Linked DNA regions of Homo sapiens: regions 2, 3 and 4 are each linked to region 1. Evidence: chromatin contacts called from ENCODE Hi-C data. All regions are on one chromosome and are shown on one strand. Each heading gives the region's core, a stretch centred on a gene start or an enhancer-like site at or near the end of the contact. The rest is flanking DNA. Distances are from core to core; before and after follow the strand shown.

The links. Hi-C counts contacts between places; a loop is a spot of excess contacts on that map. Pooled maps may share reads with other maps.
Region 2: a loop to region 1 is called in a map of PC-9, with 5 times the contacts of the local background. The contact joins two enhancer-like sites. A Hi-C loop is called at or near these places in 5 of 168 maps with a recorded cell type or tissue (CD4-positive, alpha-beta T cell, CD8-positive, alpha-beta T cell, PC-9 and 1 more) and 9 of 50 pooled maps.
Region 3: a loop to region 1 is called in a map of endothelial cell of umbilical vein, with 5 times the contacts of the local background. The contact joins the promoter of WAKMAR1 here to the enhancer-like site in region 1. A Hi-C loop is called at or near these places in 2 of 168 maps with a recorded cell type or tissue (endothelial cell of umbilical vein and naive thymus-derived CD4-positive, alpha-beta T cell) and 10 of 50 pooled maps.
Region 4: a pooled map of heart right ventricle shows a loop between it and region 1 (4-fold over the local background). The contact joins two enhancer-like sites. A Hi-C loop is called at or near these places in 1 of 168 maps with a recorded cell type or tissue (naive thymus-derived CD4-positive, alpha-beta T cell) and 12 of 50 pooled maps.

What each region holds. Positions count from the first base shown.
Region 1 is chr20:25,177,459-25,180,622 of GRCh38, forward strand. No RefSeq gene overlaps it. Among named protein-coding and RNA genes, the nearest start is that of ENTPD6, 17 kb to the right of the region's middle. Within about 2 kb of position 1,678, at least 15 of the 41 ENCODE cell types and tissues checked have a DNase peak (open chromatin) inside an H3K27ac peak, as active enhancers do.
Region 2 is chr20:23,918,641-23,921,804 of GRCh38, forward strand. It overlaps the pseudogene CSTP1. Among named protein-coding and RNA genes, the nearest start is that of CST5, 40 kb to the left of the region's middle. Within about 2 kb of position 1,576, at least 5 of the 41 ENCODE cell types and tissues checked have a DNase peak (open chromatin) inside an H3K27ac peak, as active enhancers do.
Region 3 is chr20:24,110,536-24,113,699 of GRCh38, forward strand. WAKMAR1 (wound and keratinocyte migration associated lncRNA 1) reads right to left here and starts at 1,423. Exons shown (of 4, transcript XR_001754557.2): 1 at 1,190-1,423. RefSeq lists an enhancer at 2,272-2,772.
Region 4 is chr20:24,164,314-24,167,477 of GRCh38, forward strand. No RefSeq gene overlaps it. Among named protein-coding and RNA genes, the nearest start is that of LINC01721, 34 kb to the right of the region's middle. RefSeq lists an enhancer at 120-414. Within about 2 kb of position 1,623, at least 2 of the 41 ENCODE cell types and tissues checked have a DNase peak (open chromatin) inside an H3K27ac peak, as active enhancers do.

The DNA of each region.
Region 1 (3,164 bases), core at 428-2,927:
AGGCCTCCTGACAAGATGCATTACTTCTGTGGCATTACCACCGAAAATGTATAATCTGAATTTAATCATGAATAAACATCAAACAGACTCAAACTGAGAGGAATTCTACAAAGTAACTGGCTCGTACTCTTCAAAAATGGCAAGGCCGTGACATATACAGAAAACCCGAGGAACTCTTCCACGTTGTAGACAACTAAATGCAGCGTGGGATCCAGAAGGCAGTCCTGGGGCAGAAAGGATGGGGGAAAAGGAAAGAAATTTTTGGTTCTGTTTTGTTTTTGCTCTGAAAGACAGGACTGGTACAGTCAGTGAAACTTTGGATGCATCGATTGGATGGCTGTGTTGTGTCAGTGCTAAATTTCTGGTTTTGATGAGGGGACTGTGGCTGTGTAGGGGAGTGTAGGAGCCTAGGAAGAAGACGGACTCTCCAGAGGGAGAGGGCCAGGCCCAGTTAATAACTGTAGTTATTAAACTCTGGAGCAATTGCTGTCTGCCCCACACAGTCTATGATTATAGATAGTCTTGTTGCTTAACTGCTCAGCAGACAGATGCTTGATTCCTGGGGCCATTGCATATTTGTAACACCTAGGAGGTCTAAAATATTGGCAGGCAAGTTTGTTTATCCAACACTGAATGAGATCTGGATTTGCCAGTCACTGTGCCAAGCACAGGGAAGCAAAGGGACCTGAGGCCCAGACCCAGGCCTTTGTAGAATGTGCCCATTCCAGCAGGAGTGGCTGGAGGGCTCCCCACAGATAAGGACAGGATGGGGTGCTCTGTGCCAACTGGTGAAATGAGAACAACCGCAGGAATGCAGAGGAGGAAAAGGAATGTGTGTGGAAAAAAGACAAATGACACGGAGAAGTAGTAAGAGCAGAAAGACCCTGTTTAACGTGACCTTCAATGCATTTTCTTTGAGATGAGTGTGGGCTTGCCTGAAAAGGTGAGAAGACAAGATATGTTCAAGGCATTCAGCCATGATGGCACCATTACACTCCAACCTGGGCAACAGAGCAAGACCCGATCTCTGAGGGAAAAGAAAAAAAAAGAAAAAAGAAAAAAAAAAAATATATATATATATAATAATGACTTTTCTGTATTTAATTCATAAGTGAGAGGCTTCCAAACTTACCTTAAAAATGCACTATGTCAAGGCACAGTCTCTCACTTTTGACAGAACTTGTGAGGAAAATGCGAGCTGCAAAATGTTTTCCTGTCTGAGCCTCCTCTTCACGATGGGAATGCAGTGCTCAGGGAAACACATCCCAGCTCCATGAGAGAAGGGAGGGAGTAGACTAGTATGCTCTGAGCTCCCTTTCTGCTCCAAAACTCTAAGATTCCATGAGTTAGGGTGTCAGTGACCCTCCCCCAGTGGCCCTCAGACCCTAGCTTTCCAGCACCAACTCCAGTCAGCTCCAACTGCCTGTATCTCATCTCTGGGCCCGAAGGCTCTTTCAAGAACTTGAGTGTGCAGCAGGTCAGATATGCAGAGGGAATAGCACTCAACAATAACTGACAGGACCCAGTGTATAAACACTCCAGCACCCTCCTGCCTCAGGCTCAAAGCATTATGACTTATGACTCAAGGCATTGAGTCATCATTTGTAATAGAAAAACTTGGAAATATATGGCAAGATATGTAATAGCCACACAACACCTCTCTCTTCCTTTGGAGTGCAGTGGTGCAATCACAGCTCATTGCAGCTTCTCCAGCCTCAGCCTCTCCAGTAGCTAGAGGTCTTGCTATGTTGCCCAGCCGGTCTTGAAATCCTAGGCTCATGTGAACCTCCTCCTTGACCTCCCAAACTTCTGGGATTACAGGCGTGAGCCATGGTGCCAGGCCAAAAAAAAAATGTGTAGACAGCCCCAGCCTCCTCCTTGTGATACTATACTGCCGCCTAATGTCCTCTCAACAAATGACACCAAATACATTCTCCACGTGGATTCAGAAATTGTATAAACAAGGTTGAAGTTGAAACATTTTATTGTGATAGGAAAACATTTTGGAAACCAGTCTGCACATATGCACGTATGCTTGTGCATTTATGAAGTATATCTGGAGAACACAAATAAGCTGTTAACAGCAGATGCCTCCAGGAAAGGGAACTGGCAGGCTGAGAAATCTACCAAAATCATGGTGATGACGATGGTGATGACGTTATTTTGTATCTTTTAAATTTTGAGGCATACAATGTCCTGCTAATTGAAAAAAATTTTTAACTTAAAAAAACATTTATTAAATGTTGACGCTATGATGACTAAGGGGCCATCTTTTCTTCATTCATTGATTAGTGTTCTTAACAAATACTTACTGAATGCTTCCTGTGAGGGGGGCACTGTTTGGAGGAAAAACAGTGAGGAAGACACGCTCCCACCCTCCTGGAGCAGAGATGCTCAGAGGACTGCCCGGGACACCGCATGGTGAAGGTGGCCGAGCCCACGGCCTGGGTCTTAGGCTGGCCGGCCACGTGGAGCGGCACCCACCCAGCCCTGCTGCCGTGAGTCAGTGCCGTGGGGAGCAATCGCATGCATGGGCTTCAGACCTGCATTGGGCCTCTTTATTTGGGCACTTCAGCCTTATCCTAATTAATATGACACTTCACAAGCAGCATATAAGGGACATTTTATTCACCCAGCAGGTGCAGCACACACATTCTTCTCCAGTACCATGGAAAACTTGCAAAAAGTTACAAAGAGGGATACAAAGCTCATGTCAACAACCTCCACAGAGTGGATATCAGAGATGACACTCCCTGGCCCACAGCTCAATCAAGTGAGAATTCACTGATTAAAAGGTAAATTTAGAAATTAATTCAAAAATTTAAAAATGTTTCTTTTTTAATCTTTTTTTAAAGTTTATTAGCAATCTAAAAAAATACTGGTTATTTTTTTGACTTAAAGAAACCACTAACTTGCTAATCTCTAGGACATACAAGTTCCATTTATGGTCATGAACTTCATAGTAGGCCAAATGTAGGATTTAAAATCCAAGAAACAAAAAAAAAATTATAGAATTTTAACCTCACAATTATTTGAATGTCATTTTGGAAAAGTGCTACCTGAGACGCAGACACTGAGGACATACCTGTATGTACATGTTGGTCCTGACCTCCACCTCCCTTTGTACTCACACTAAGAAGTACCCCAGTTACTAGAGTAAACAG
Region 2 (3,164 bases), core at 326-2,825, 1.3 Mb before region 1:
TTCTCTTTTGGCTCCTGGTGCAGGCACATGGGGAGACCTCCCCCAGGGTTGGGGCCACCAGTCCACGGGTGGGAGCACTACAGGGGGTGGGAGTAGGAGGTGGTCAGTGCGGCTGGCCTTGCACAGACCCCTAGGCTTTCCCACACCTGGATTTCACCAGGGACATTCTGTCCTTCAAGGGAACTTCGTAGATCTGGAAAGAGCAGAACTGTTTCTGTGAAAGGAAAGAGAGGGGGACAATCAGTGTGGGTTGCAGTTAAATCAGAAGACACCCAGGTATATCATTTCAGAGTGGGGCAAGGACAGATCCAGGTGAGACACTGGGTTCTCACCCTCCCCCGCTGAGTCCCAGAGCACTGAGCCCGACTGCACAGTGACTGTTCCATCACCCCTCTCAAGGCTCCAAGTCACCAGGTGGCATTGGGCCCCCACCCCAGCCTGCAGGATTCCTGCCCCAGCACAACCCGAGCTTGTGCATGGCCTCGGGAGCCCCAAGGGTGCAGGGCAGGGGGAGGTGGCTCACTGCCCCCAGCTCCTTCCACCTCCAGCACTCAGGCCAGCACTAAGAGGGACCAGAGGGAAGAACCCAGGGAACTGGAAACTGTAACTCAAAAGGGTAGTGAGGAGATGACAAGGAGAGTGTGGCTCTCCCCTGAACAGAGACCTCACAAGAAATCCTGGGTTCTTAGAGAAGCTGGTGTTGGGTGAGCTGGGGCAGGTCCAGGGCTTCACTGCTAACAGGCATTTAATTCCCTCTAATCTGCTCAGAGAGGCTGTGGCTGTGGGCAGGTGCATGAGGCTGGGATTAGACAGAGCCTCTTCTCTCTGACCAGAACCCAGCCCTCCTCCAGTCCAGCAGGCAATACCCCAAAGCACACAGGGTGGAGCTCCCAGTACCCCCATTCCCAAGCTAAAGCCCTCTTAGCAAATCAAATTAATCACCCGTCTCCACACCACCTCATCTGCACACACATAGGCGTCTCCATAAGCTCACCCCAACCCTCACCCACACAGATCTATGCATGAACCCACATGCATACTCCCTCAAACATCCATCTACCCACATACACACACACTCTCATGTACCTCCCACATGTGGGCACACACATGCTCCATTCCACATACACCCATATATGCATACCACCCCCACATACATGTATGTACACATATAACTCCACATTCACACACACATGCATGCCCCTCACAACAGGCACCTGCACGTGTGTGCACAAACCCACATGCATCTCCACAGGCACATGCGCACACCCATGCATGCATGGCTTTCATGCATCTGCACTCATGCTCCATTCCCTTCAAAACATGTGCAGGAGCAGACACACACACACACACACACACACACACACACACACCACTCACACCCCTCTGCACTGCCTGACATCCCTGACCCACATCAGTCACATACCTCCTTCAACTGTGGCTGGTCACTGAAGAGACAGTTGTCCAAGTCTGGCTGAGACTTAGTGCATGTGGTTAGGTCTATCTTCATATCAAAGAAGTAGCTCACCCAGCCCACATCTACAAGCACGAAAGAGCAGGGTGCATGGGAAGCACACTGTCAGTTCCGTGCACACACAGGCATTTCACTGTGATTGAGTCACTGGGTTTGCCTGGGGCTTCATGCCTGCCTTTCTGAACCGCCCACACTGTCACCCACAAGGCATACACACTGGCTGGCAGTGGCCCCGGGCGCCAGGCCTCCCTGATAACTTGTTTTCTCTAAGTAACTGAAACAAGGTGTCTCATGCAGCCCAGTAGGAGGAGAAGCAAGGGCAGGGCAGATGGAAGCCAAGGCCTAAAACCCCCTTCATTGGATTCAGGAATAGAAGGCACAGCTCTGGGGAGCCAGCCAGGGTGGGGCAAAGAAACAGTCCTGGCACCAGGTTTGCAGGGCGGGTTTAAGCAGCAAGTGAATGCTCTTTCCCACAGCAAAGGATTAACTGATTTCTGCTACTTGTGGCTCAGAGGCCAGGGACACTTGACCTGTCCTAGGAAGGCTGTCACCTGATGATGAAATTTCTGCTAACTTCCAGCTCCTGGCATCCAGCCCATAGAGCATCTCATTCCCTCTATTAACCTAGATTTATTTATGCTTCATATACAGCAGGAAATGAGAGGCTTCACATGCACAGATGTTTTAGGCCAATAACATATTGTCTCTGTAGGATCTCCATTCTAAGTGTGTTGTTGGAAGCAATATTTCTAAAGTGAGCAGCACACCTGCATGTCTTATATTTGTGATTGCAGAGTGGAATTGAGCCCTTTTCCCTGCACAAGGCCTCCTCCAGACATGAATGGTGAGAACTGTGAAGCAGTGTGAGACAAGGAGCCCCGGGGACCACGTGCAAGTCCTGAGATCTCTCTGGTGTCAGTTTGCTCACTGTAAAACATGCTTCAGGGCCCAGTGATCCTTATCATCCCATGTGAGTGTCACACTTGAGAGAGGGGTACAGGCCAGCAGGGATCCTGGCAGCAGGGAGTGCCCCTCCTGTGCAGGGAGAGGGCCCCAGCTGACAGCTGCAGGAGGAGAAACGGGGCTGGTCTGGACTCCTCTGAATTTCCAAGGGAAGGTGGAGGAGAGCCAAAGGCTGTGTCACTGTTTGTTGCTGTGCCATGGGATGCAGGTCAAAATGGAACCAGTAGCCCTGCTGAAGCTCCCTCCCGACCTGACCCCCTCCTCCACTATGCTGGGTGACTGCTGTCCTCATCTGGTTGAGGTCTGATGCTATGTCAGCTGGCAAAAGCAGGGTCAGGCGTGCTCCACCCCAGAAGGAACTCAGCTGCCCTGGGCTGTCGGGGGTGGTCAGCCAGCCTGAGGGTGAAGGCCACTCGCCCTAGGGGGTTGTGCCCAGGGGTGTGACTTTGGGAGGGAAGCAGGGCTCTGCAGGACAAGGAGCTAGGCTCCGGTGTGGCCCCTGCAGAGAGGACTCAGGGAGGAGGATGAGCCTTATGGCCTGGATCTCATCCTGAGCAGCACCAAGCCCACCCAGAGCCAGCATAGTCTCCATCCACACCTGCTGGACCCTGGGAAATGCCACGGTCATGGCACAGACCCAGGAGCTGATGCAGGTTAAAGGAGGCCAAGTGGACAGGACAGGGCTGAGCTCATGCACTCATGGCCCGGGAGCGTCCTAGGGCATGAAGGC
Region 3 (3,164 bases), core at 173-2,672, 1.1 Mb before region 1:
TATTGAGGCTGACCTCTAACCCTGATGCCAAAAGCAGATAAAGAAAGGGAAGGAAAATTAGACCAATCTCTATCAGGAACAGAGATATAAATACATTTTCTACAAAATGTCTTTAAACAAAATACAGGCATGCACTGCAAAATGATGTTTCAGTCAATGAGCAAACCATGTGTATGATGGTGGTCCCATAAGAATATAATACAATATTTTTAGTGTACCTTTTCTATGTCTAGATATGTTTAGATACACAAGCACTTATCATTGTGTTACAATTGCCTACAGTATTCAGTACAGGGACACGCTGTACAGGTTTCTAGCCTTGGAGCAATAGGCCATACTATATAGCCTAGGTGTGCAGTAGGCTATGCCGCCAACATTTGTGCAAATGGACTCTATGGTGTTCACACAATGACAAAGTCGCCTAATGACACACTTCTCAGAATGTGTCTCTGTCATTAAGTGACATATGACTGTACTGCATTATATAAAAAAGATAGCACTCAACTAAATTGAGATTATTGAAGAAAGCAATTTTGTCAAACATTGGAAAATTATAACTTAAAAATAATATAGTTTGCCACTTTCGTAATGAAAGGGAAATGACCATATAGTTAGCTCAATGAAATCAGAAAAATCACTTGATAAATTTGATAAAAAATTCAAGGCAAAAACTCTTTTCAAATGAGAAATCACTGAAAAATTCTTAATCTCATGAGAGATACATACCAGAAAGGTATGAAAAAAAAAATTCCACTGAAGTGTGAAATGTCAGAAGCATCACCTGTTAAAATAGGAAAAAGATAAGGAAGGATCCCTACCACCCACCGTTTCCATTCTGTGCAGCACCTTCTAGCCAGAGTGACAAGACAAGCTCAGGCCCCAGGGACTAAAATAACAAAACTGCTATTATCTGCAAATGCGATTGTCTATATAGGAAATTCAAAGATTCTACAGACAAATTATAAGAAATAATAATTGAACCTAGCATTGTTTAATATAAAGATTATATATTAACATCTGTGGTATTCTGTACTCAAACAACTATTAGAAAATATAATTAAAATATTTCACTTATGGTGGCCAACAAATATAAACAGCCTATAATTTTTAATGTAAGACCGTAACATGAAAATGTATGACATTTTATTGAAAGTCATTATACAAGTCTTAAAAAAATGGAGAGACATACCATATTTGTAGCCAGAAATTCTTCATATTCTGGAGCTGTCAAATCTCTCCAAATTGATCATCCAGTATAATACAATTCCAACAAAACTTCACCAGGTTTTTCATGAGATTTGACAGGTTGATTTTAACCTGTGTGTAAGAGAGACATGGGTGAACTAGTTTCTTCCTATGCCTCCTCAGCAACTGACAGACTCCAGGCAGCTGGTATCTGTTCGCAGGTGTCCTGGCAGAAATCAGTCTCACTTCTCTGCCCCTGACCTGCAAAAGCTTGGCCCTGTGGTATGTCCCAGAGGTGTGCCTGGAACCTGATCTCCACCCATGCCTCCCAGTGGCACACAGGGCACATGGCAGATGTCCACTAACATCCCTGCAACTCCTCCGGGCACTGTTCCCTCCCCAGGGCTGGTGCCGTGTTGGCGGGGAAGCTGGTTTCACCTAGTTGAGGAGGAGCCTGGCCTCCTCTGTGCTCTGCTGAATCTGCCACGGTGCTCCAGGGCCAGATTCTCTCAGACTTGAGGGGCCCAGGGGGTCCTTCTCTCACTTTGCTAAGTCTCTGTGGGGAACAAAAGTGATGAGTTTTCCCTCAACTGGGCACCCTGCGCAGGTGACTGAGCTCTCCCTGCATAGGTGCCCTCAGTCACAAAGCGGCAGGGACCCAGCTGCCCCTTGCAGTGTCCTGGGGATTAAGTCGAATCTCTCAGGCTTTAGCAGGTAGAAATCAATGGTGGTTCTGGCCTCCACTACAGAGGAAAGCCGGGGGGATTCTAGATGAATTCAGACCATTATCTGACCCATTTCACCCCTTCCCTTCCCCACACAGGACTCTCTTCACCAGCAGGTGGTGTCCATCCCATGCTCACAGGGGAACCACCTGTGGGGTTCACCTTTCAGAAAGATGCCGTGGGCAAAAGCAGGCAGCCTCTGGGCCAACACTGCCCTGCCCCACACCAACTCCTCCCCTGGAAAATTTCTTCGCCTAACCCTCGAAATTGCCCTGGGGCCTCTCGGCAACCCTGTGCATGGGTCACCAGCTTCACTGGACAGATGAGGAAACTGAGGCCCAAAGAGGTGATGGGACAGTGCAGAGTGAGATCACCTCCCTGCCCTACAGAGAAGGCATGTAGCTCTGTCTCTAGGAGTCCAGACTGGGGGAGTTAGGGCAGGGAGCCCCGTGGGGAGATCAAGCCCGGAGCATGTCCAGGGGTTGTGATGCCAGAGAGCAAGTGGTGAGCCTGCACACGCTCTCCAGGGAGCATCGCTGTTCCCCTGGCTGTCTGCTCTCTCAGGGCATTCACAGAATCTATTTCCTCCACCTCCCCATGCCCAAGCGGTAAACTGCCTGTTTCCTGGTCCAGTCACCTTTGCGGGGTTGTTCTGTGCGTGCCTGAAATCTCTCCCCAGACACTTGGCTCCGTGACTGCCTCTCACTTCCTAATCAAACTAACAGGTTTCACATCCATGTGGTCAGAGAATGAGGAGGCAGAAGTAATCAACAGCAAATTGGCCAGACAGACTCAGCCGAGATGTCTCCGGGCAGCCTAATTCAAATCGTGGGTGAAGATGGACAGAGTGGAAGAAGAGAGGCCATTGCAGGGATACTCTGGAGTGAGTTAATAAGATTAGAGACTGGCAGCATCACAGTCGCCTGAGCCCAGATTCTCTTGAGCCCAGCAGAGCACAGAGGAGATGAGGAGTTCAGTTCAGAGCAGAGGGCTCAGGGCATGCAGCCCAGCAGAGAGTGCATGCTCCCAACTTCTAAACTCACAGGTCTGAAGGACTCGCACAGAAGCTCCCTCCCCAAGTCACAGGGAAGTGTGAGGCTCCTGGAGCTGGACAGCAGCAGCAGGGCAGCTGCTCCTCCAGTGCCTATGTTGACACATCTGAGGTGCTCTTGGTACCAACCTGAATTCGAGAACTGGAAAGCAGGAGGGTTGGGTCCTAGTCCAGTTCTGCCATAGCTAACTAGCTGTCTGGTT
Region 4 (3,164 bases), core at 373-2,872, 1.0 Mb before region 1:
TGCTCAAGGCCCAGATAATTGTTAGCAATTTTTTAGCAATAAAGTATTTTTAAATTAAGATATATACATTGTTTTTTTAGAAAAATGTGATTGCACACCACGTAGACTACAATGTAATGTAAACATATCTTTTATATGCACTGAGAAACAAAAATAAATCCTGTGGGATTCTCTTTATTGTGGTGGCCTGGAACCCACTCAGCAGTACTGCTGAGGTGCGCCTGCCCGCGGCTGGGGCTCTGGTGCCCCCTGCTGCTGGAATTCATCAGGGTCGTTTCCTTGTTGAATGAAGGGTTAGGATTTCAATATTAGATTCCAGGACACTGAAGGCTTCAGGAAAAGCAAAATAAATGCACTCCTGATAAGTTGCTCCCCACTGAGGGTTGGCTGGGATTATGATTGTCTTACTTTTTTGTGTTTTTCAGCATTTCACAAATAAAGACAAGACAGGATAAAGATAGAAAGTAATTTCCAATATTGCATTTGTATATGTGCTAGTTTTTCTCCCATGTTGAAAGGACTTTGCACAAAGTTGCCCTCCGAGACCAGCTCATGCTTCTAGAACCAACCCTGCCTGGACACCCAGCGAGCACTGCCTGGTTTGGATTTGAGCGCTCACAATTTCCTCTGCCCCAGTTGGGAGATTATAGGCTGTGCAGTTCATAGGAAAGTTTTGATTTCTGATACTTTAATTTTCCTTGAGTTTCAGGAAAACAAATGTGATATGAATGAGTGTTAACATATACCCTTATCGGCACAGTCAGAGAGGTGAAACTCTTGCACGAAGCTTGCCCCATGTGTCAATATTCCATGACTTCAGCTGAATAACTGTGTCTAAAAAACACACAATCAGCCACCATGTCAGCAGAAAACAAAATGCTAATTTTTAGGCTTCCTCACCTCATCTCCTGCTTGCTAGAGATGGAGGAATTAGGGGTGGGGCAGGAAAACAAAGGAGCAACATGTTATAAACTTGGCCTTTTTTCTCTAAGCACAGTCTAGGCCCAAAGCAGACCCAGGGCACAGTTCCTTCCAGGAAGCGTCATCGATGAGAAACTGGACTGTTACTTTCCACCCTGTGACTTTTCACAGGGTGGAGAAGTGAGGACGTTTCAGAATAAGGGAGCTTATTTTGCCTGGAAAAGAAAAGCTTGAGAGGAGATCATTTTTCATTTTGACATTTCCCGGGGATATAGTACTGGCCTGGTATTGTTTCATTTCAGAGCTTGTCTAGAATGGAAAACAAACAAAAGAAATGAACCAAAAAAAAAAAAAATGAAAAGAAGGAAACCAAATAAACTCAGGCCCCAGAGAGAAGATCTGAACCAGGCCTGCAGCATGGTCAGTCTCTGGCCTCCCACACTCACTTCCGTGAGGCTGCCTGCAGGTCCAGCCAATTGGCTTGGGTGCCAAGAACACCCAAAAGAATACTCCAAGGCAGTGTTCTCAAGTTGATCCATCAGGGTAAACAAAGTAATAAAACATGCTTTTATTTTTATCTCAACCTTTTAAATATTTTATTGTAATGCATATTTCACAAGGTATTGAGTACAAGGTATGCAGGGTACAGGAGTTTGTGGCCATCATTTATAAAGCACTAAGTAGACACATGGAGTGTGTTTCATCATAGCAGGATGTGATCAAACAGATTTGAGTCCTTGGTTTGGATGATCACCTATGACAAAGATTCTCTGCTTGACCAAACTTTAGTCAGTTTTCTGAACCTTCTCCTAGGGCTTCTGAACCTTCTCCTACACTTCCTTGTGACATCTGTTTTAGCAATCCCTGCTTTGTCAATTTAGCGAGAACTCCCCGCCCCTGATATCTGATCCCCCTCGGTGATATCTGATCAGGCTCACCATGCTCCACCATCCCCCATGATGACCTATCACCCCGACCTACCTTCAGCAGGAATCCTGTGAGGTGGCTTAGCCAGAATCCCTGTACCCCTAAAGTAGCCTCTTAGTAATTGCCCATCCACTGACCCCTCCCCCTGGTCCTTGGCTATAAATTTCCACTTGCCTATGCTGTTTTCAGAGTTGAGCCCAGTCTCTCTCCCTCGCTGCAAGATCCTTTGCTATTATCCCTGTGCCTGCCATGGCAGTCCCAAACAAAGTCTTCCTTACTGTGCTTTAACTAATGCCATTGGATATTTTTTTCTTTAACACCTGGAAAGTTGTGTGTGGTTTCCAGGGTTTCTCCAGTAGCCTAGAGCCATTTGGAATCACGAGAGTATAAGGTTGCCTCTACTAGGCCTGGCAACAGAGCCTCAAATATAAAAAAAGATAAAGGGATTAGAAAGCCCCAGGAAGCAGGATTACTGCAGGGCATAGGGCCTGGCCTGCGGTGGGCAGGAAGAACCATGGTAATCAACACATTGGTTGAGCAAATATGATTCTCCACCACTAATCCTTCATGCCATCATCTTACAAACAAACAAAAAAACAGGGAATATCAGTAGGATAGCTCTTGGCCATTCGTGATTGGACAGAGCAGCAATGCAAAGTCAAGTCAGTCTGCCTTTGCAACCTTCCCAAGTGCTTTCGGTACCCACTGCCTCATCACTGTCTCCTCCTGGCCCCTGGTGCCTCAGCGCCTGGCCTCCCAGGAATGTGCTTCATATAGCTGGCTTTTGACCCAAGGCCTGGGGTCCTCAAGGAGCCATTCTCCTGGGAGGCAGAGGCTGGGAGAGAAGATCTCTGAGGCCACAGTGTGGCCCTCCATGAAAAGGTTGGCTGCTCTTCTCAGCCTGAAGCCTCTAACCTTTTCCATCACAAGCTCACTCAGCAGTAGCCCTGGCAGGAGGCTGCACCTGGCATTTGAGAGTGAAAGGGAAATAAATGCAACCATGTGCAAGCACAAACACACCAGAAGGAAGCAAGCCTCCCAGGGTGGAAGGAGCCTTTTTGCTGTGAGACAGTAGGGATGGAAGGCTATTTCAGTCTATTTTCTTAACCTGCTGCCATGGACTCACTCCTCTGAAGTCTCCAGCCCACTCCTACATGGATAGGTCACCATGCAGGAATGGCCCTGTCTAGCACCCATCAATCATCAAGACCCCCTCCAATGGCTCATCCCCAGACCTCTCCAGGCGCTTACACCAGCCTCCACGCCCAGAGCACATGGGCCACCCTCCGTTCTTCCACACATGGCTGTTGCGGTGT